Regions from separate parts of the Homo sapiens genome. Here region 1 is linked to region 2. Evidence: chromatin loops called from intact Hi-C (ENCODE). Cell type or tissue: CD4-positive, alpha-beta T cell. All regions are shown on one strand. Links, peaks and the distances in the headings refer to the core of each region. The heading gives the core; the rest is flanking DNA. Region 1 overlaps LOC105374807 (a long non-coding RNA gene). Region 2 overlaps DCTN1-AS1 (DCTN1 antisense RNA 1).

Region 1 (4,396 bases), core at 77-4,076, 570 kb before region 2:
TAAGACTCTGAGTCAGACAAGGCTTGCTGAGTCTCCTCTCTCTAACATGGCAACTCTGTACTTGCTCAGTCCATGTTTTGAGTGAGAAGTCAAAACACAACAGCCTAAAGGGCTCATGGGTGGACAATCTGGAGAAAGGCCCTGGTCAGAATGTGCATCGTTTCCTTCTCTTTGTATCTTCTTTCCTAAACGTGTATAAAATTGAATCTCTCATCTGCCCTCCTACCCCCACAAAAAAAAAAACCTGGTTCATACACAGTTTTCTTTATCTCAGTTCATGGTAATGCCATTTTTCAGTTGCTTGGGGCAGAAACCTTTGAAGTCATTTGTAGTGATTTGTTAGAGCAGCGACTAGAAACTAATACAATGCTCATTAGAGTATTGTAACAAGTAAGGTGCCATCTGAAAAATAATATAATTAAGTTAGAAGAAAACCTTACTCTTAGCCACAATCACTTGCTAATGGGATATGTATGCCAGTTGGGTACTGTACATCTCAAACCTTAGAATCAAGTTGGATATTACCAGCATCACTTCCTGTTCCACACTGATTTGCATAGGGCACTTGCCAAAAACCCAGCTTCACAAAGATACAGTATCATTGAAAGTAATGTGGCATGACCTGATGTTGAAACTGTGAACTATACCTACTAGCTAGAAGCTCATGCAATATCTAACAGATGTTGGGTATTGCTATGAATCCTTCACGAATTTAAAATACCCAGCTGCACCCAGATGAATCTGCTGTAGTGTCTTGGGAGCACATTGGTGCACTTTTTTTTTTTTTAAGACAGGGTCTCACTCTGTCACCCAGGCTAGAGTGTAGTGGTGTGATCATAGCTCACTGCTGCAATCTCAGACTCTGGCCTCTAGAGATCCTTCCACCTCAGCCTCCCAAAGCACTGGGATTGTAGGCATGAGCCACTGTGCCTGGCTGGTACACCTTTTGAACCACAGTCCTAATTGGTTTTCCTGTTCCCAGCCTTTTCCCTAAAATTTGTCAACATGGCAGCCATAATGATCCTTTCAAAACACAAATCACAAAACACAAATCAGATCACTCTTTTGTTCAGTCCTTCCCATAGCTTCTCATTTCTCTCAGAGTCAAAGTCAACATTGTTACAGTGGCCTGTGAAATCTTACCTACAGCAGGGGTCAGAAAATATTTTCTATAAAGACTCAGACAGTTAAATATGTTAGTCTTTGTGGGATAGATCATCTCCGTCTCAACAACTCCACTTTCTGGTTGTAGCATGAAAGCAGCCACAGAAAATACATAAACAAATGAGCATGGCCATGTTCCAATAAAACTTTATTTACAAAAACAGGCTGCACTGGTTTGCTGACTCTTGCCCTATATGATTTACAGCTACACTCCCCTTCACTCCACTCCAGGCACGCTGAGCCCCTTTACTGTGCCTTGAATGCACCAGCAAGCTCCTGATTGAAGGCCTCTGTACTTGCTATTCCCTGCCTGGAAAGCTCTTCTTACCTCCAAGTCTTTTCTCAAATCTTTTCAATGGGAGTTTCCTTGACCACACTATTTGGAATTGCAGTTGCCTCACTGCTTCTCCCTTCCTTCAATCTGATTTCCTGTGCCAGGGCCCATTGCTTTCACAGTACTTTGAACCTTTTAATACACTATGTAATTGACTTCTTTATCATGATAATTTTTATAATCCACTACTCCTCCATCCATCACTAAACTACAAGATCCCCAAGGGCAGGGAAATTTTTGTCTGCTTTGTTCATTGATATGTGCCTAATGCCTTAAACAGTGTCGGGCACATAGATGATAATCAGTATTTGTCAAATGACTAACTAAATGAGTATTTTTCAGAGTACACACATAGTGGCATGCAATTCTTTATCCCTCATTAAAAGTTATAGTGCTTGGTCATAATTCAGGCCCTATATTTGAAAAGAAATACGTAAACAAAATATAAAATGATAAAATCTCTCATTCAAAATGTCCAATTCTCAAATAGCCATAAAGTTTCACGTGTCATTTAACTCTTGTTGAAATTCGCAACCTTGAAAATGGCACTCTGACCTAAAACAAAGACTTTGACTTATTGGAAAATAAATTATACAGTCCACAGCTAGCAAGCAGGTAACAAACGAAAAAAATATGTCTAACATAAAACGGATTCCTCATGTACACATTTAAACATAAATTTAAACAATATATACACATTAAAAATATTTCCAAGCATGCGTAAGAACTCATTTTCCAAAGTGGTCATTTTTCTTGGAGATGAGAGAGACCAGTCTTCAAACAAACTGTAGGGGGAGCTCCAAACCACAGATTCACCTTCATGTTACTGGTTTTACAGTAGCCTTCTTAAGAACAACTTCACTGGGTAATTCCAACTCCAGCTGAAAAGGAACATATATGCATGCATTCATAATGCACAAACTTAAAAGATCCCAGTGCATTTGCTACATTTCCCTTTATTTGAATCAGCTCATTCTATATCTTTTTCTTCCCAAGTACTTTTCAAACCTATTTGTCATTTTATATTCCCAATGGACTCATAGCAAAAATTTTAACAATGTGAACAATTTGTTTTTAGTACACACTCCATTTCTGCTTTCATAGCCCCTCCATTCCCAAGCAATGTTCAAGATAGGCTGTTTTAGTGTCTCAATGCATGGAGCTCACCTAGCCTCCCCTTGAGAATATTGCTCATCTTTTAAAGAATTTTTTCCTTCTAATGGCTCTAAACCTTCATCCACGGAAGACTTAAAACAACTGGAACTCAGTTTTTCTTTTTTCTTTTCTTTTCTTTTCTTTTTTTTTTGAGATGGAGTCTCACTTTGTCGCCCAGGCTGGAATGCAATGGCACGATCTCAGCTCACTGCAACCTCTGCCTCCTGGGTTCAAGTGATTCTCCTGCCTCAGCCTCCTGAGCAGCTGGGACTAGAGGTACCCACTACCACGCCCAGCTAATTTTGTATTTTTAGTAGAGACAGGTTTTCACTATGTTAGCCAGGGTGGTCTTGATCTCCTGACCTTGTGATCTGCCCACCTCAGCCTCCCAAAGTGCTGGGATTATAGGCATGAGCCACCATGCCCCGCCCAGTTTTTCTTTTTCACTGTGGTAGACCCATGCCAGACACAGACCCATGAGCTTGAAAGATATTCAATAAACACTTGCTCAATTAATAAAGGCATCTAGCCTTTAGGCTTTCTGCTTCTAGCTCTAAGTGCCTTGCAGAGAAGAGTGGGTCCCAAAAGCATAACGGTCATTGTTTTTCATTGTTCATCTCAGTAATCAGCATAATTGGCTAATTACATTCCTGTAAATCATTTTGGGGACAGTGAGACAATATTTATCTCAACAACATTTGAACATTCAACAATGTTCATTGAGTGTCACATCTGGTTTCGCAAGCCATTCTAGGCAGTGGGGATAGAGCTGTGAGCAAGGCAGAAAAGGATCTTAACTTTCTGGAAATTATATTCTAGTGGGGAATGAAAGACAATAAGCAACCCAAATCATATCAGACAGTGGTAAGGATTATCAAGACAATTAAAATAAGACCAACTAATGAAGGATGACTGGGTGGCTCCTTAGAATGGGTGGTCAGAGAAGTTCTCCTTGAGGAGGTAACATGTAAACTGAGAAATGAATGATGAGGCAGAGCCAGCCAAGTGAAGATGAGGGTAAAAGCATCCCAGGAAAAGGAGTCAGCTATGCAAAGGTCTTGAGTGGAAAAGCAGATGTTTGGATGGTGTCGGTGGAGAGTATTAAGCAAGGAGATTGGGAGATGAAGTCAGAAAGGCAACAGGGGCCGAGTCACTCTGTAATCCCCAGTAAGGAGTGTGGATGTTTATTCCAAGTGCCATGGGAATTCACTGAAGAGTTTTAAGCCGAGGAGTGATGGAATCTGATTTTTGCTTTAAAAAGATCATTAGTGGCCAGGCGTGATGGCTCACACCTGTAATCCCAGCACTTTGGGAGGCTGAGGTGGGTGGATCACTTGAGGTCAGGAGTTCAAGACCAGCGTGGCCAACATGGCAAAACCCTGTCTCTACTAAAAAATACAAAAATTAGCCAAGTTTGGTGGCGAGCACCTATAATCCCAGCTACTCAGGAGGTTGAGGCAGGGAGAATTGCTTGAACCTGGGAGGTGGAGGTTGCAGCCGAGATTGTGCCACTGCACTCCAGCCTGGGTGACAGAGCAAGACTTCATCTCAAAAAAAAAAAAAATTAGCTGCTGTTGTAAGAATGCATTGTAGTAGGTAAGAATGAACGCCCTTCCTGTACTAATGCAATTGTCCCTCTAGGTATGTCACTTAACACAAGAGTACCAACCTTGCAAGTGAAATACACCTAGAGTCTTCCTTGTTTTTACCCTCCCTGACCCCCGAACTCCGCTGGGTCTGTAT
Region 2 (4,396 bases), core at 298-4,297:
AACCTGGGAATCATCTATAATCCCTTTCAACCTATAACTCCAAGCAGCTGCTAGCAATGATAGAGCTGGCAGAGTAAAACCTAGAGTGGCAGTTCTCAATGGTATTATGATTCACCCAACTACTTTGACTCCTCCCTAACAACTTCTTCTCCTTTGTACCCTCATGGTCAGTCAGGCCCCACTTATCAATTCGTCCTTAGTACTGCCTCCTGCATCTTTCCTTTCTCCTCCATTATCACTATCACTACTTCAGTCTGCCATGTAATAGCTTTGAAAATTAAGGCAAATCATTTACCCTCTTTGGTGCATCATCTACAAAACAGCATAACAGCTGCTCTGCCTACCTCGTAGGAATATTAGATCAAATGAAATCATGCCTGTGAAAAGTTCTGTAAAGTGTCATACATAAATATAAGGCATTATTATTATCAACCTAAATTGTCTAATATTGCTATGTGAAGCCTATCCAGCTCCGTCTCCCCCTCCTTCCCTAGTTCCAACCACCTTATACATCACAGTAAAGCACATACATCTGCTAAAATACTGCTTTGTCCCTACACCCATCTGCCCGACATCTTTCACTGATAATCTCATTTCTTACTATAATCAAACAATCCTGGATTCAACAGATGCAGTCCCATCTCTGCACCAGTGTCAACTGCTTAAGATACTTTTCTAGTCTTGCAAGCCACACCCATCCTTCAAAGTCCAGCCAAAGCCCCACTACACTCCACAGAGAACAAAGACAAATTTAAGAAAGGGATTTCTTAAACATAATGGAAGAATTAAATACAATTCCGCTTAGAAAAATCATAGTAGGCACAGCTGTCATCTAATACTTGGAGTCAACATTTTAGGAAGACGGGTAACACTTCTTTCCTGTTTGATTGTTAAGAGATAATCTAGGACCAACAGCATGGAAGTTGCAGAGATGTATTTCAGCAACATGAAGAACTTCCTTCTTGAGCTATTCCAAGAATAAAATGGGATGCCCTATATGCAGATAATTGCCCATTATTTTAAATGTTCAAGCCAAGCTGCAAAATTTGCCAAATTGGCAAGAATATTTCAGATAGAATTCAACACTACAGGGATAACTCGACTAGACTCACAGAATTTTAAATCTGAAAGAAATATTTGAGATCTTGTAGTCCAGACTCCTACCTTATAGGCCTGGACAGATAAAGTGACTCTCTCAAGGCAGCACATCTGTTCTGGAAAACATGGTCTCTAACTTTCAATCCAGTGATCTATACTTTTGCTACTCAGATTGTGTTCCATGGGCCAGCAGCATTAGCATCACCTGGGAACTTGTTAGAAATGCAGAACCAATCAGAATCTGTACTGTAACGAGATCGCATTACATGTGCACGCCATTAAAACTCAAAGCGCACTGACCCATACTGCCCCTTCTAAATCCTGAATTTCTAATTCTGGAACTCCAATTCCCAAACGGTTCCCACATGTTAGCCAGAGGCATCACCCAAGAATAACAGTATATCCTAGTAAAATTTTCAAAATTCTACATACCATACCCCCAGTTGGAGATTCATGGTAAATATTATTAGCATATTAAAGGCTCTGCAATATTCTGTAGTAAAGTTTAACCACGAATTTTCCAACAGCTTTCGAAAACAAAATGCCTTTTTTAAAAATAAAGTTATCATTATCTCTTTTAACATCTCATAGCTTAGGCTTTGGCAGTACATTAAGTAAAGGATGTCAATCTCTACCTCCTAGCTCTTCGCCTCTCGGTACCTTAAGTATACCTGAGTAGCCAGTGGTCAACATGGGTTTGCTGCTCTCCTCACTGCAATAAATGACGGTAAGTTTTCAAATCCCTGCCTCTGAAACAGCAGAGATCCTTATCTGTGTGATTTAGCTGTGGTTCTGTCTAAAGACAAGGGATGCGCAAGATGACCTCAAGGATCATCTTGCCAGCTAAGGCGGACCCCAGGAGTAGGATCACACACACAAGTCATATCCAGACTCCCATGCTGTGAGTCCTTTACGATTTTTCTCCCCGTTTGAGACGAATTTCTCAACCATGTGCCCACAGGAAACCTGTAGCTCAGTATGGATTCAGGGGCGCCTCAGACGCTCGCAGGAACGGAGGGGAGACCCTTGCAGTTCTGGAGGAACTCTAAGGCGCAGTCACTCTGATCCCAGGAGAACAATGCTAGGCTGAAGAGCTGAGGTGGGTCAGACCGGCCTCGGGGCAAACGCTCAGGCGGAGCCCCCGGACCCCGACAAGCGCCCACCCCTGCCAGTCCCCGCCCCGCACACCGGGCTCGGTCCCCAGCCCACCGCCGGCAACCTCACGAACACGTAGGGGGCCGGCGGAGCAGACGGTTGGCAGAGTCGCGCCTCCGTACCTGCACTGTGAGGGGCTCCGCGCCCAGCTCCGACCCCACCGACGACCGACGCCCAAGACCCTGCGGGGCCGGCCCCGCCCTCCCCGCCCTCGTGGGCTGCCCGACTCGCCGCCAGACCCTTCCAGGACCGCCCAGAACCCTTCGGCCCAGAGGCCCAGAGGCGTTCTGGGTCGAGTGAACCCTCTTTTCCCGCAGTCCAGCCCTGACTGAAAACTGCGCACCGACCGCAGCCGGGATTACATCAATCAGGCACAAAGCTGGACACCTGGGACAGGATAAGCGCACGCGCACTGTGCCTGGGAAGCCGATTAGGACCATAAGAAATCGGCGTGTCGTGGCGAGCGCCCTCTTTCGGCGGAGGGGAGAAAGCGCAGAAGGGCTGGAGGACTTATTTGCAAGTGTTAAACTGCTAATTAAAACAATAGCGATAAACCATATCTCCTCCATTAGCCTGGGGGAGAAAATTAAATGTTGCTGCTACTCAGTGTTACCTGTCATATGGGGATACAGGCATTCTCATGCGCTTATGATGGGAATGTAAAATACAAATTTACATAATGGCATTTTAAAATTTTAGACATAGGTTCAAATTCTTTTTTTTCTGTTTTTAAGACAAGGTCTCGCTCTGTTGTCTAGACTGGAGTGCGGTAGCACGCACAATCATGGCTCATTGCGGCCTTGACTTCTCAGGCTCAGGCCATCCTCCCACCTCTCAGCCTCCGTAGTAGCTGGGTCTGCAGGCGCGCACCACCATGCCCTTTTAATTTTCGTTTTTTGTTTTTTGTTTTTTTGTAAAGACGGGGTTTCACAATGTTGCCCAGGCTGGTCTCGAACCCCTGGGCTCAAGCGATCCAATCGCTTCGGCCTCCCAAAGGGCTGGAATTACAGACATGAGCCACCGCACCCGCCTGGGTTCAAATTCTAACTGCAATTTACTAGCCGTGTGAAATCTAGAGTTACTTATTTACCCTCTCTGTGCCTCTGTTTTCTTATTTGTTAAAGTGAGAATGTAAATGATGGTACCTATCTCATTATGTTGTTAGAAGGATTAAGTTAATCCATGTAAAGAGCTGGAAATATAACTATTGTAATGTTATATTTATTTCAGTTAATCTCAGATTTAAAACAAACTGAAAAATTCATAAAGTTGCTGTAAGGGGCAGTAAGCAGTAGAAGGGATGCATTGAGTATCCCCTTTATTACTCCCCCCTTTTCCCTATTTCACCTTCTAAATATTTATAATTATTATTTTGAATAGATAATACGTTTACATGGCTCAAAAATCAGAACACTATTTTAGAATATACACAGAGAAACCTCCCTTCAACCCTGGTTCCCATCGACTCCATCCCCCTTGCCTGCTACAGATAATGCTTATTAGTGTCTTCTTGTTTATCTTTTCAGTGTTTTGTGCAAATATAAACTCATATGAATATATAGTCTTACTCCTCCCATTTCTTATGCCAAATGTAGCATGCCAGATACAATTGGCATAAGTTCTGTTCACTTAATCTATTCTGAAAATCTTTCTAAATCAATAAATTAGAGATCTTCCTCATTTTTCAGCTGCTTAGTACTCTATTGCATGGATACACATAATTTATTAACCAGTTTCTTCTAGTTACATACTTTATTTCCAGTCTTTTAGTATTACAATCTTGCAATGAATCACTTTGAACATAATGACATTCCAATGTGAGCAGGCATATCTCTAGGATACATCTTGGTCAAATAATAAATGTATCTATAATTTTAGTAGAAATGTCTTCCATCTCCTTCAATTAAAGAAAAATAAAAAGTAAATATAAAGACTTTAAAAGATACTGCATATACATATTTTTAATTGTCGTAAAGCATACATAACATGAAATTTACCATTTTAACCATGTTTAAGTTCAGTGGCACTCAGAACATTCACATTGTTGTGCAATCATCACCACTATCCATCTCCAGAACTTTTTCACCTTTCTGTACCAAAAACAAACATGTAAGCAAACAAAACCCTCTGTGATGATCTGACA

Evidence for each region. Hi-C counts contacts between places; a loop is a spot of excess contacts. Peaks named below come from ENCODE experiments on the same cell type or tissue, not always from the same donor. Only the 100,000 strongest peaks of a DNase experiment are listed, where the experiment ranks them.
Region 1: a loop joins it to region 2, with 4 times the contacts of the local background. A loop is called at or near these places in 12 of 110 quality-filtered maps.

The regions. Positions count from the first base shown.
Region 1 is chr2:73,821,842-73,826,237 of GRCh38, forward strand. It overlaps LOC105374807 (a long non-coding RNA gene), which reads right to left. Exons shown (of 3, transcript XR_940246.3): 3 at 1,296-2,379. Among named protein-coding and RNA genes, the nearest start is that of STAMBP, 4.9 kb to the right of the region's middle. In CD4-positive, alpha-beta T cell, for the core only: a CTCF peak has its summit at 2,289 (motif pointing right); a DNase peak (open chromatin) is centred at 2,300.
Region 2 is chr2:74,389,419-74,393,814 of GRCh38, forward strand. DCTN1-AS1 (DCTN1 antisense RNA 1) reads left to right here. Exons shown (of 3, transcript NR_158174.1): 2 at 1,741-1,825. It also overlaps a transcript of DCTN1 not described here. Among named protein-coding and RNA genes, the nearest start is that of DCTN1-AS1, 6.1 kb to the left of the region's middle. RefSeq lists enhancers at 1,948-1,997, 2,556-3,098, 3,099-3,640 and a silencer at 2,208-2,387. In CD4-positive, alpha-beta T cell, for the core only: CTCF peaks have their summits at 2,727 (motif pointing left) and 2,931; a DNase peak (open chromatin) is centred at 2,683; H3K4me3 peaks cover 1,490 bases; H3K27ac peaks cover 798 bases.